Linked DNA regions of Homo sapiens: regions 1 and 3 are each linked to region 2. Evidence: chromatin contacts called from ENCODE Hi-C or POLR2A ChIA-PET data. All regions are on one chromosome and are shown on one strand. The core of a region is the stretch at or near the end of the contact, and the rest is flanking DNA. Distances in the headings are between cores, read along the strand shown. Region 1 overlaps LOC124905015 (a long non-coding RNA gene). Region 2 holds the start of PSMG1 (proteasome assembly chaperone 1). Region 3 holds the start of CBR3-AS1 (CBR3 antisense RNA 1).

Region 1 (2,976 bases), core at 391-2,890, 4.0 Mb before region 2:
TAAATACACGAATTTCAGATCATGTTCACCTGTTGAAGGAGAAAGCAGAGAGTGTCACTGCATTTTTATGTTCTTCTGGAGCATACTCATAGATCTACCATGGACCAAGAACCACTGTGCCTGTATGACTGGCTATAGGACAAGAACAATTGCAATGAGGTGCTTGTCTTCAAGGAGCTTACTACAGTCTAGTGGGAGAGGAAAGCCATGACTCTATAGCTCAGGACATGCTGATAGCATAAATGCACACAAATCCACCCATACTTTACTTTGATATCCCTTTCTGGTTGACCCTCAACCTGAGTGCCAGACTCCCTTCAATACCCAAACATACCATATGTATCAGATGAATGAATGAATGAGTAGAGGAGTGCTTATTTTATATTCTGTATATCTTGCATATAAATCATAGGCACACATATTGTTTGGTGTATTTGAAACATTTAATAGCATAAAATATTTAAATAATCTTTCAGAATCCACCTTGAGAGTTGCGGATAATAATATATTTTGAACAGAAATTTCAAAATGTGCCTCAGTCTAATATGTATTTGTCCCTGCAAAAAGCTGGGAAGGTAAGAATGGAAGTGGAAAAGGATAAAACATGTCAATTTAGAGAAGACTTTTCCCTATCTGGCATCCCTTGAAATCAACAGTTAGATAATAGATAAACTACATGGGGAAATTTTGTACCATTTGAGGGTGTAATCTGCCACATTATTTCATGAGAAAGTTTGGTCATGTGGTCTTTGGTCATGTGGTCTTTTTTTTTTCTTTCCTTCTTTGCAGTGACCTACAGGAAGCTCAAAGCTGTGTGTTCAGCTGCTCTGGCTTTCTTCATGGTGGGGCTTAGCATTGATTCCCTCTCCTGATGGCTCCCTATGGCACTCCAAGGCTGAGACATATTTGAGGCTGGTATGTTTGGGTATGGAAGGGAGTCTGGCACTCGGGTGGAGGGTAAGCCTGAAAGGGATATTAAAGTAAAGGATGGGTACAGTTATCTGTATTTAGGCTATCAGCATGTCCTGAGCTTTACTGCCATGGCTTTTCCCTCCCACTGGACTGTAAGCTCCTTGAAGACAAGGGCCTCATTGCAATTGTTCTTCATCCTGTAGCTGGTCATGCAGGCACAGTGGTGCATGGTGTGTGGTAGATCTATAAATACATATCAAATGAATGAATGACATACCATGGACAGCTCTCTTCCTATCCTATTGCTAGAGCACATGGGCTCGCAGGCAGGTGAGTGAACACAAACATGTGTGCACCCCACACACACACACACGTACAAACTCACACATCCATCATTTACATGCAGAAGTTACATTATACTTTCATGCCACCATCTGAGAATTCCAAAGAGAATATCAGGTGAAATACGTTAAATTACTTTTGCACATGCTACAGGTCATGAGAGTATGAGTTCATGAGAAAGGAGACACTGAAACTGAATTAGCAACAGAGAGCAGAGGTTGTGCTGAAGGGAAAGCAATGTTAATGCCAGGAAGGAGTCTGGTGTTGTACGTGGGAAATTTGGGATAAACTGCATGGATTTTACAGCCTTCCAGGGAGGCAGAGTGCTGGAGTAGGTTCAGAAAGCATTTCTGAAAACCTCTTTCTTCTAGTCACCCTGCCTAATTTCCTCTGACTCTGTCCTCCCCTGGCTGCATTTCCTGTTTCTGGTTAGAACTCTGACCTAAGTTTCTTTATTTCGGAACTAAGCAGAATTACTTGTTTCAGTGAATACATTTGTGGACCACAGCAATGGGGAGAAAGGAGCCTGAGAAAAGTGTTCCTCCGGCCCTTGAGGTCAAAGACCTGTAGGAAGTGGTATGGCAATGACCTTCAGTGACAGCAAGCCCGTGATGTGACTTCAGCAAAGTGGGATGGGCCATTTTCACTCACTGAGCTTGTCAGATGACCTTTTCTTGATTCACCATTACCTGGAGAGTTTATCCAACTGCTGGGACACAGGAGATGTGAAGAAATGGGTATACTGGTTTGAAGGATAAATTTGCCTTCTAGCTGAACAGAAATCTGAGAGCTGCTGAATCACCTGCAAAATTATATCTTGTTCTGTAGTTTGTTTCCTAAGTTTCCTGGGATTTGATTAGTCAGGAAAAGACCACACCACTAGCAGGGGAAGTCCAGGAACAAGGGAGCCAATGAGTTCTGTGTCCTACTTAAATGAACCTTGAAGGTATCCAGGAGAATCCTTCCTTCTAGCTATGGAAAGATGGGAGATGGGGCAAAGTGATGCCCAGTCATGGCCAAGAAAGATCTGATGTTTCTACAAACAGCTCTCCCTTTCTTGCATATCTACCTAAACTGGAGACCCTTTTATCTTCTGCCAGCCTGCTTCAAGGCTTTTTTTTTTTTTTTTTTTTTTTTGGTGGAAATAAGTTAGGTGGGTGGGAAAGGAAGAAATGCAAAGTTGTGTCTGCCTGTGATTAATCTTCTCCAGAACACACCTGGGTCTTAGAATCACAGAGGCTTTGGATCGGAGGGGGCTGAGCCGAGCAAATTGTTCGGGAGTGGGTAGAAGGATAAGAGGTCAGGTGGGTAGATGGAGAGGGCCTCATGGAGGGACTTCCCCATAAATGCAGCTCCTGCATCCACAGTCCTTTCAAATGTGCTGTGCTTCACTAAGATCAAATGCATGGGAACTGGGCAGTTTTCCAACTTGTCCTTAATTGTACTCTTGCTAGCATGGCTTTATTAGTGGGTTCTAAGTGTTGTGAATGCCAAGAAAATCGGACATCATAGAATAAAGGCTATATTTTACAACCAAATATTAAGCATACCTTTCATGTATTACTGTTTCCCAGTGGACTGCAACATTTTTACATCTATTATTACATTTATCCTCACTACCTCCGTATGAATTATGCAGGGACTTATGCTCATTTTTCACATAACTAAACTGCAAATCAGAGAGGTTAAGTAATTTGCTCCAGGTCACACAGCTACTAAGTG
Region 2 (2,942 bases), core at 43-2,542:
CAATAAGAAACAGAAAGCACCACTTAGTAGAAGCATTCTTGCCGACAAAACTTTGAATGAGAATCTGACCAAGCCTCCAAATGAACATTCATTTTACAGGACATGCAGGTGATACAAACGTTAAGTGACACCACAACGAAGCTATCAGACAAATTCAGAGTGTGGGGGCACTGGACAAGACAATCAGTCCTGTCTCTTAGGAGGGGTAAGAGGAGGTTGCTCTAAATGAAGTGACACGTCTAAATGTAACCTGTGGACCCTGTTAGGATTCTCATTCACGCAGACCACTGTAAAATGTCATGTTTGAAAAAACTAGGTAAACGTGAGTGAGCATGGACTACAAAATGATACTGGAAAATTAGTATTAGTGTTGTTAGGGGTGATAATAGCATATGTAAGAAAATCCCTAAAACGTTTGAGATGTATTCTGAAAAATGTAGAGGTGAAAGGCCATGATGACTGGAATTCGCTTAGGAGTGGCGGGAGAGAAAATAAACGTGGCAAAATCTTCCTGTTGAATTTACCCGGTTGTGTAGGGGTCAGGGCTCACTTGACTATTTTCTCCCACTTTTTTGTGTTTGGAAACAATTTTTTTAAAGCGTGTTCATCGGCTACTGACACATCATGCTAATTGAAGTGTTGGGTGCAGGTTTAAAAAGTTTCGAGGGAATTGGTGTGTCCGTGAACAATCCACGACAAACGTGGTGGGGCCCGCGGGAGCGCTGCGGCCCAAGACAGTGTGACAAGCGGGAAGATCACGAGTCCGCAAGACACCAAGCCTCCAGAAATGCTCCAGAAACGCTCCAGAAAGCCTTTAAAGAACGGATTTGAACCCAGCCCTCCCACAGCGGCTTCACCCTGGACTCCACGAAACGCCAGCAGATCCACGCGAGAACCACACACACCTGGGGCTGGCGCCGCTGGACGCCGCGGCTTCACGGAGACCCAGGGCCCAAGCAGAGCCAAGGAGCGGCGGCAACCGCGGGGGCCACTCGGAAGACCGCGGAGCCCCGGCCTTAGGCGCCGTCGCGGCTGCCAGGCCCGCGCACCTTCCAGCTGCGGTGAGCGCGCTGCCCTTATCCCGGTGCCTCACCTCTTCCGCGCCAGCTGCAGACGCACCTCCCTGTCCTCGGGCGTCTCCCTCCGCCCCTCCTCCTCCTCCTCTTCGTCCTCAGTCCCAGCTCGGCACGGCGCCTTCACCACCTCTCCGAAGAACGTGGCCGCCATAGCCGCCCCGTGACCGGCTGGACACAACTGCAGCGCCGCGGGACCGCACGCCGGCTTGCGCGAGACCACGCTCCCTCACCGCGCGGGCAATAAGTCCCGCCCCGCACAGGCCACGCCCTCCGCGCACAGCCCAAGCTCGCGGCCACACCCCCACCGCGCGGGCGCTACGTCCCGCCCCGCACAGGGCTCGCTCCCAGGCACACCCTGAGCTCGCGGCCACGCCCTCTACACCGCCCGCCCGCGCTGTCATGCCCTGGGCCAGCAGTCCCCGCAGCTTTTTTGTTTTTAAATTACAGATTGGGGGAGGGGGTCTCGCTATGTTGCCCAGACTGGTCTCGAACTCCAGGACTCTAGCGATCGTCCTCCTTAGACCTCCCAAAGTGCTTGGATTACAGGCCTCAGCCACCGCGTCCGGCCCCCAAAGGCTTTCATTCGCAGCTTGAGCCCTGCGGGCGCCAGGAGGTGGGAGGACTGCGGGCTAGAGGGGCAGGGGGCGAGAGGAGGGCGGGGCCTCCGTTCGTGGCGGTAGCGGAACCAGGGGTGCAGGGGCGGAGCCAGCGCCGCTGGCCGTGGCGTCCGGGAGCTGTGGGGCCGTCCCCTCATCGTCCGTTTCCATTTTCCTTCTGCGTTAGGAGAGACTGGGGTAGCATTAGTGTACTGAGCACCCGCTCCAAATTTCGACTGCCCAGGTAGGTGGCGGCGCGGTGGTACTGAGGGCCCCCGTAGCCAGGCGCGCCCTCAGACAGCGGGCACGGGCGGACGCAAGGGCAGCAAGAAATACAGCGCTTCGTGGTGGTATAAAAACGAGACCTTTACTCTGGCAATAGGAATTCACATTTCAAAAGCTGATGATTGTCAAGGCGATTTAAAAAACATTTTTATGAGTGTAAAAAATAGTGTTTTAAAGTTGGCCATTTTCTAATACAAAATGTTTCTTTTTAAATAGCCTTTAATAAGCAGAATGTGTGATTGTTCTTTAATTGGTTCTCTTTAAAATGTGCTGGAAGACAAAGTTCGAGGAGCACTGTTTCAAGCAAGAGAAAAAGGGGACATAATTTAAATGAAAATGAAAATATGCAGTAATGCAATGAAAAAACCGTTTCCTAGATTTAGTTGTACCGAAATACATGACATCGCCTGCATTTTGTGACTTTGTCAGTAGTCACGAAGGTAAGTACTACTTTGGGGTCAGAGAGAGCCTGTTGAGATAAAATCTCAAAGCTGTTAGAAACATTTTAAGATGTGGAAAGATAATCAACAAAATCATTTACATAAAATTAGTACTTAGCAGATGTACACATCTGCAAAAATAAAGTGAGTTTGGAAGCAAAATTTGAACATTTAGCAATAAAATTAAGACGAAATTGCTAGCCAGTAAGAGCTTAGGAAACTGGATATCCTTAGTGAGATAGAATAAACAAGATCACCACAATGATGTTTTAAAACATTAGGACTCCTGGGTTAACTGGTCTATTATGATGATGGAACTGCAGAATAAAAAGGTTGTTTGGGCACCACTTGTCTTAGTCCTTTTGTTAATTTGTCATTTTTACCAGTAAGATCTTCAATTTGATTTCACAGTTCCATGATGAAGAAATATTTTCTGCAAAGCAAATTACTGTAAATAGGGTAATAGTAATACATTTGGCCATGATTTAAATTCTGCACACATTTCAGAGAGAACAATTTTACAATGTTAAGTTTTAAGCAAATGC
Region 3 (3,150 bases), core at 237-2,736, 3.0 Mb before region 2:
TTATAAATTGAGTTTTTTAAATTATGATTTACAAATGAATTTGTCAAAATTAAATTAAACCCCCCCACACGCACACACACCTGGAATCCTTTACAGATAGGTGGTATATGAATACAAGGCACAGATTGTATGTGCATGGTGGCTTTGGCACAAACAGACTACTTCTTTTTTCAATGTTAAGTGTAAAGCAGTTCTTTCATCTCTGTTCAGTGCAGTGTTGAGTGTGACTAGGATTTGAAGAACCTAAAAAAAAAAAAAACTCACCTGCTTGCCATCTTCTTGTTTTTTTTTTGTTGTTTTTTGGTTTTTGCTGGTTTTGTTTGCTGCTTTTGTAAAACCAGTTTATCATATTCTCATTAGGAAATCAATTTTCATGAAATTAATTTTTTTTCCTGCTAACTATGGCTCAATCTTTTCGTTTCTCTCTGCTTCTATCTTAAGACCATTCCTCAAATTGACCATGAGAGGATTTACATCTGGGGCACTTGGTATATGCCAAATGGAGACAAAATCAGAATCAGCAGCCTGGCTGGGCCACAGGTCCAGCATCCCAAGCTATTAAAATATTCTTAGTGTTTCCAGGGAAGTGATAGATCCACTTTGGAAGCTGATAATATACCCCTCCCCTAGAAACATGCATATACACAAAGTGTTCTAAACAACTTCCAGGTGCTCATGACCTCCCCCACCTCCCAAGCTCATTGACCACTGCCTCGCCTTCACGAACTCCAGACCTGGTCTGAACATTTCTAAAGGACGCTCGGGAGTTAAAAGGAGCGAGGCCACTGCAGAAATGACAGCCTTCATCCACAAGTGGCCCACTTCGGGTTGGCTGGAGCCACAGCTGGGTGGGGACAGGGCCTGTGCTCAGGTGAGCACTGCCTACCGCGCACCCTCCAGGTGCGTCCTACCCTGAAGCGGTCGGACTGGACCGTCTAGGTCCCAGCGCTCGAGAGGATGGCAGGCAGGGGCTGGTGATTGTCTGGAGATATGAATGCTTTCTAAGGTTGACGTCAAGGTCTCCTTCCTGAGCCACAGTCCACGTGATAAGCTCTGTCCAGGTAGAAATGATCTCACCTCTCCTGTCGCCCAGGGTCGGAAACCTGAGGCCCGTGCGGGCTGGGGCAACTTAGCAGGGGTCCCAAGCCCGCCGCGCCCCCTGCGCCCCAAACGTGTGTGGAGGGCTTGGACGTGGTCCAGAGGGAAAAGATGGGGTGAACCAGGTGCCGCGCACCCTTCGAGGAGCCCCCGCTTCTCCGTTTCTGTGAGTGACTCCAAAGCACCTCCGAGGGCCGACACACGCGCGGACGACCTTGGGCGGGCACTGACCAATGTCCCCTTCCACTCGGTTGTGTCGGGGGTCCCCAGGTGAGGCGCGAACGCCGCCCCGCTCACCTGTACGAGGCCTTTCCCGGAGCAGCCCGGCTACGAAGCGACACCCATGGCGGAGAAGCTAAGGAAGACTCCCGCTCCCTCACACCGCGGCTGAGGCGACTGAACCGCCCCAGTACGCCGGGGCCCTCCCCAAGCCCTGCTCCCAAGCCGAAGCCCCGCCCCCGCGTCTAAGGCCCACCTCCAGGCCCCGCCCCTGACCCCGACTCCGTGAGTCAAGCCTGGCCTTTCAGTCCAGCCCAGCCCGTCGAGGCCCCGCCCCTGTTGTTATGGCCCGCCTCCAGGCACCGCCCTTGATCCCACCTTCATGAGTCAGGCCCCGCCTTCCAGCCTAGCCCGGCCAGCCGAGGCCCCGCCCCTGTAGGGACAGCCCACTTCCAGGCCCCGCCCTTGATCCCGCCTCCTTCGGTCAGGCCCCGTCTTCTAGTTCCGCCCCGCCCGCGGAAACCCCGCCCCCGCGCGCCTATGGCCCACCTCCAGGTCCCGCCCCTGAGCCCGCCTCCAGGCGTCCAGCCCCGCCTTCCAGCCCCGCCCCAAGCGCCGAGGCCCGGCTTCCAGGCTCCGCCCCGACCCGCGCGGTGGGGAAGAGCCGCTGCCGCTGGTTCTCCGGCTCTTCCTCGGCGGTTCTGGCTCCCGGCCGCGCCGCAGCCCTGCCCAGTCTCTCTCCCCCAGCCCGGAGGGCTCCTCCGCGCCGCACGTGAGCGCGCCCGCCAACAGGGCCACTGCCGCGGTAAGTCGTGCCTGCGCCCTGTCCGGCGTCCAGTCCTCAGCCGCTGGGCGAAGCCGGAGGAGCCGGGCATCTCCTCCCCGCCGGCCCGCGGGTCCTTCTCCGGGTCCAGAGGGCTTGGGCGGCGCCGTGGGGCGGCCCGGGGTGCAGGTGGCTTACCGGCGCGCGGCCCGGGCCTGCGGCGCGCTCTGCTGCAGTGCGGGGGCGGAGAGCTCGGGGCCGGAGACCGGGAGGGCAGCGGGGAGACTGGGTGGGGTCCCCTAGGGTTACCCGACCCTGGCGCGGAGGATATGATGCCGGCCACGCCCTCGCCGAGCGGGGCGGCAGGTGCAGGTCCAGGGGTGGGTCGCGGCCCGCGCGCCCTCCCGGGGCCGGCCCACGAAGAGACGCTCAGCCTTTGTTTGCTGGTGCCCTGGCTGGGGAGGAGGCTGGGGACGCAGACCTGTGAGAACTAAGGGCTTTCCTCGTTGGGGAAGACCCCAGTCTTCCAGCCAGTCCCCAGGAGAAGGGATCCGGGCCGCAGTGCGCGCTCTGCCAGCCTGGCCCCTGCGCCCTGCAGGGTTCCCGGCTGCTCGCGGGGACTGTTACCCGCAGTGTTGCCTTACACTCGCGACTGCAGCCCCACAATTGGGAAGACTTTGCTAGGATTTTTTTGGTAAGGCGAGGGAAGACCGTCCCCCCGGCCCCACAAGTCTGCTGCCATTAGGTGGCTTAAATTTTTTCCAGTACAATTTAATTGCCACTTTGAAAGACCACATTCAAAACAGTGTGTCCCAGAGTTGATTAAGCCCATTGGTGATGAGTGTTTCTGTGCTGTGGACTAAGGATCATTATCAATTTTATTACTAATAGTACATATCTGTTATCTGTTGCTAAATGTTTTTGCTTATGTGGTAGGGTCACTGTCCTCATTTTCATCGAACTGAGAAATGTTCCTTCATATAGACATATTTACAGTGAACTTTTTTGGGATCTGGCAGTTGGTTTTTCTCTTGAACTTGTTTTTTTCTTTTTCTAAATTATTATTATTA

The links. A loop is a pair of places that touch in the nucleus more often than their neighbours do. ChIA-PET counts read pairs that join two places held with the same protein, here RNA polymerase II (POLR2A). Pooled maps may share reads with other maps.
Region 1: a loop to region 2 is called in a map of OCI-LY7, with 29 times the contacts of the local background. The contact joins the enhancer-like site here to the promoter of PSMG1 in region 2. A Hi-C loop is called at or near these places in 1 of 168 maps with a recorded cell type or tissue (OCI-LY7), 2 of 37 single-sample maps with no recorded cell type and 2 of 50 pooled maps.
Region 3: a loop to region 2 is called in a pooled map, with 18 times the contacts of the local background. The contact joins the promoter of CBR3-AS1 here to the promoter of PSMG1 in region 2. A Hi-C loop is called at or near these places in 3 of 37 single-sample maps with no recorded cell type and 12 of 50 pooled maps. POLR2A ChIA-PET finds 5 or more read pairs at or near these places in 1 of 52 experiments (OCI-LY7).

Annotation. Positions count from the first base shown.
Region 1 is chr21:35,221,016-35,223,991 of GRCh38, forward strand. The region is part of intron 1 of LOC124905015 (a long non-coding RNA gene); the gene reads right to left. Among named protein-coding and RNA genes, the nearest start is that of RUNX1, 170 kb to the left of the region's middle. Within about 2 kb of position 1,641, at least 3 of the 41 ENCODE cell types and tissues checked have a DNase peak (open chromatin) inside an H3K27ac peak, as active enhancers do; they include OCI-LY7, where a contact is called at or near this core.
Region 2 is chr21:39,182,159-39,185,100 of GRCh38, forward strand. PSMG1 (proteasome assembly chaperone 1) reads right to left here and starts at 1,293. Exons shown (of 7, transcript NM_003720.4): 1 at 1,094-1,293. The coding sequence starts at 1,227. It also overlaps a transcript of BRWD1 not described here. RefSeq lists silencers at 969-1,048, 1,249-1,468.
Region 3 is chr21:36,154,822-36,157,971 of GRCh38, forward strand. CBR3-AS1 (CBR3 antisense RNA 1) reads right to left here and starts at 1,487. Exons shown (of 3, transcript NR_038893.1): 1 at 1,396-1,487. It overlaps DOP1B (DOP1 leucine zipper like protein B), which reads left to right and starts at 2,003. Exons shown (of 37, transcript NM_001320714.2): 1 at 2,003-2,122. RefSeq lists enhancers at 529-1,196, 1,197-1,863, 1,248-1,297, 1,378-1,437 and silencers at 1,618-2,167, 2,198-2,497.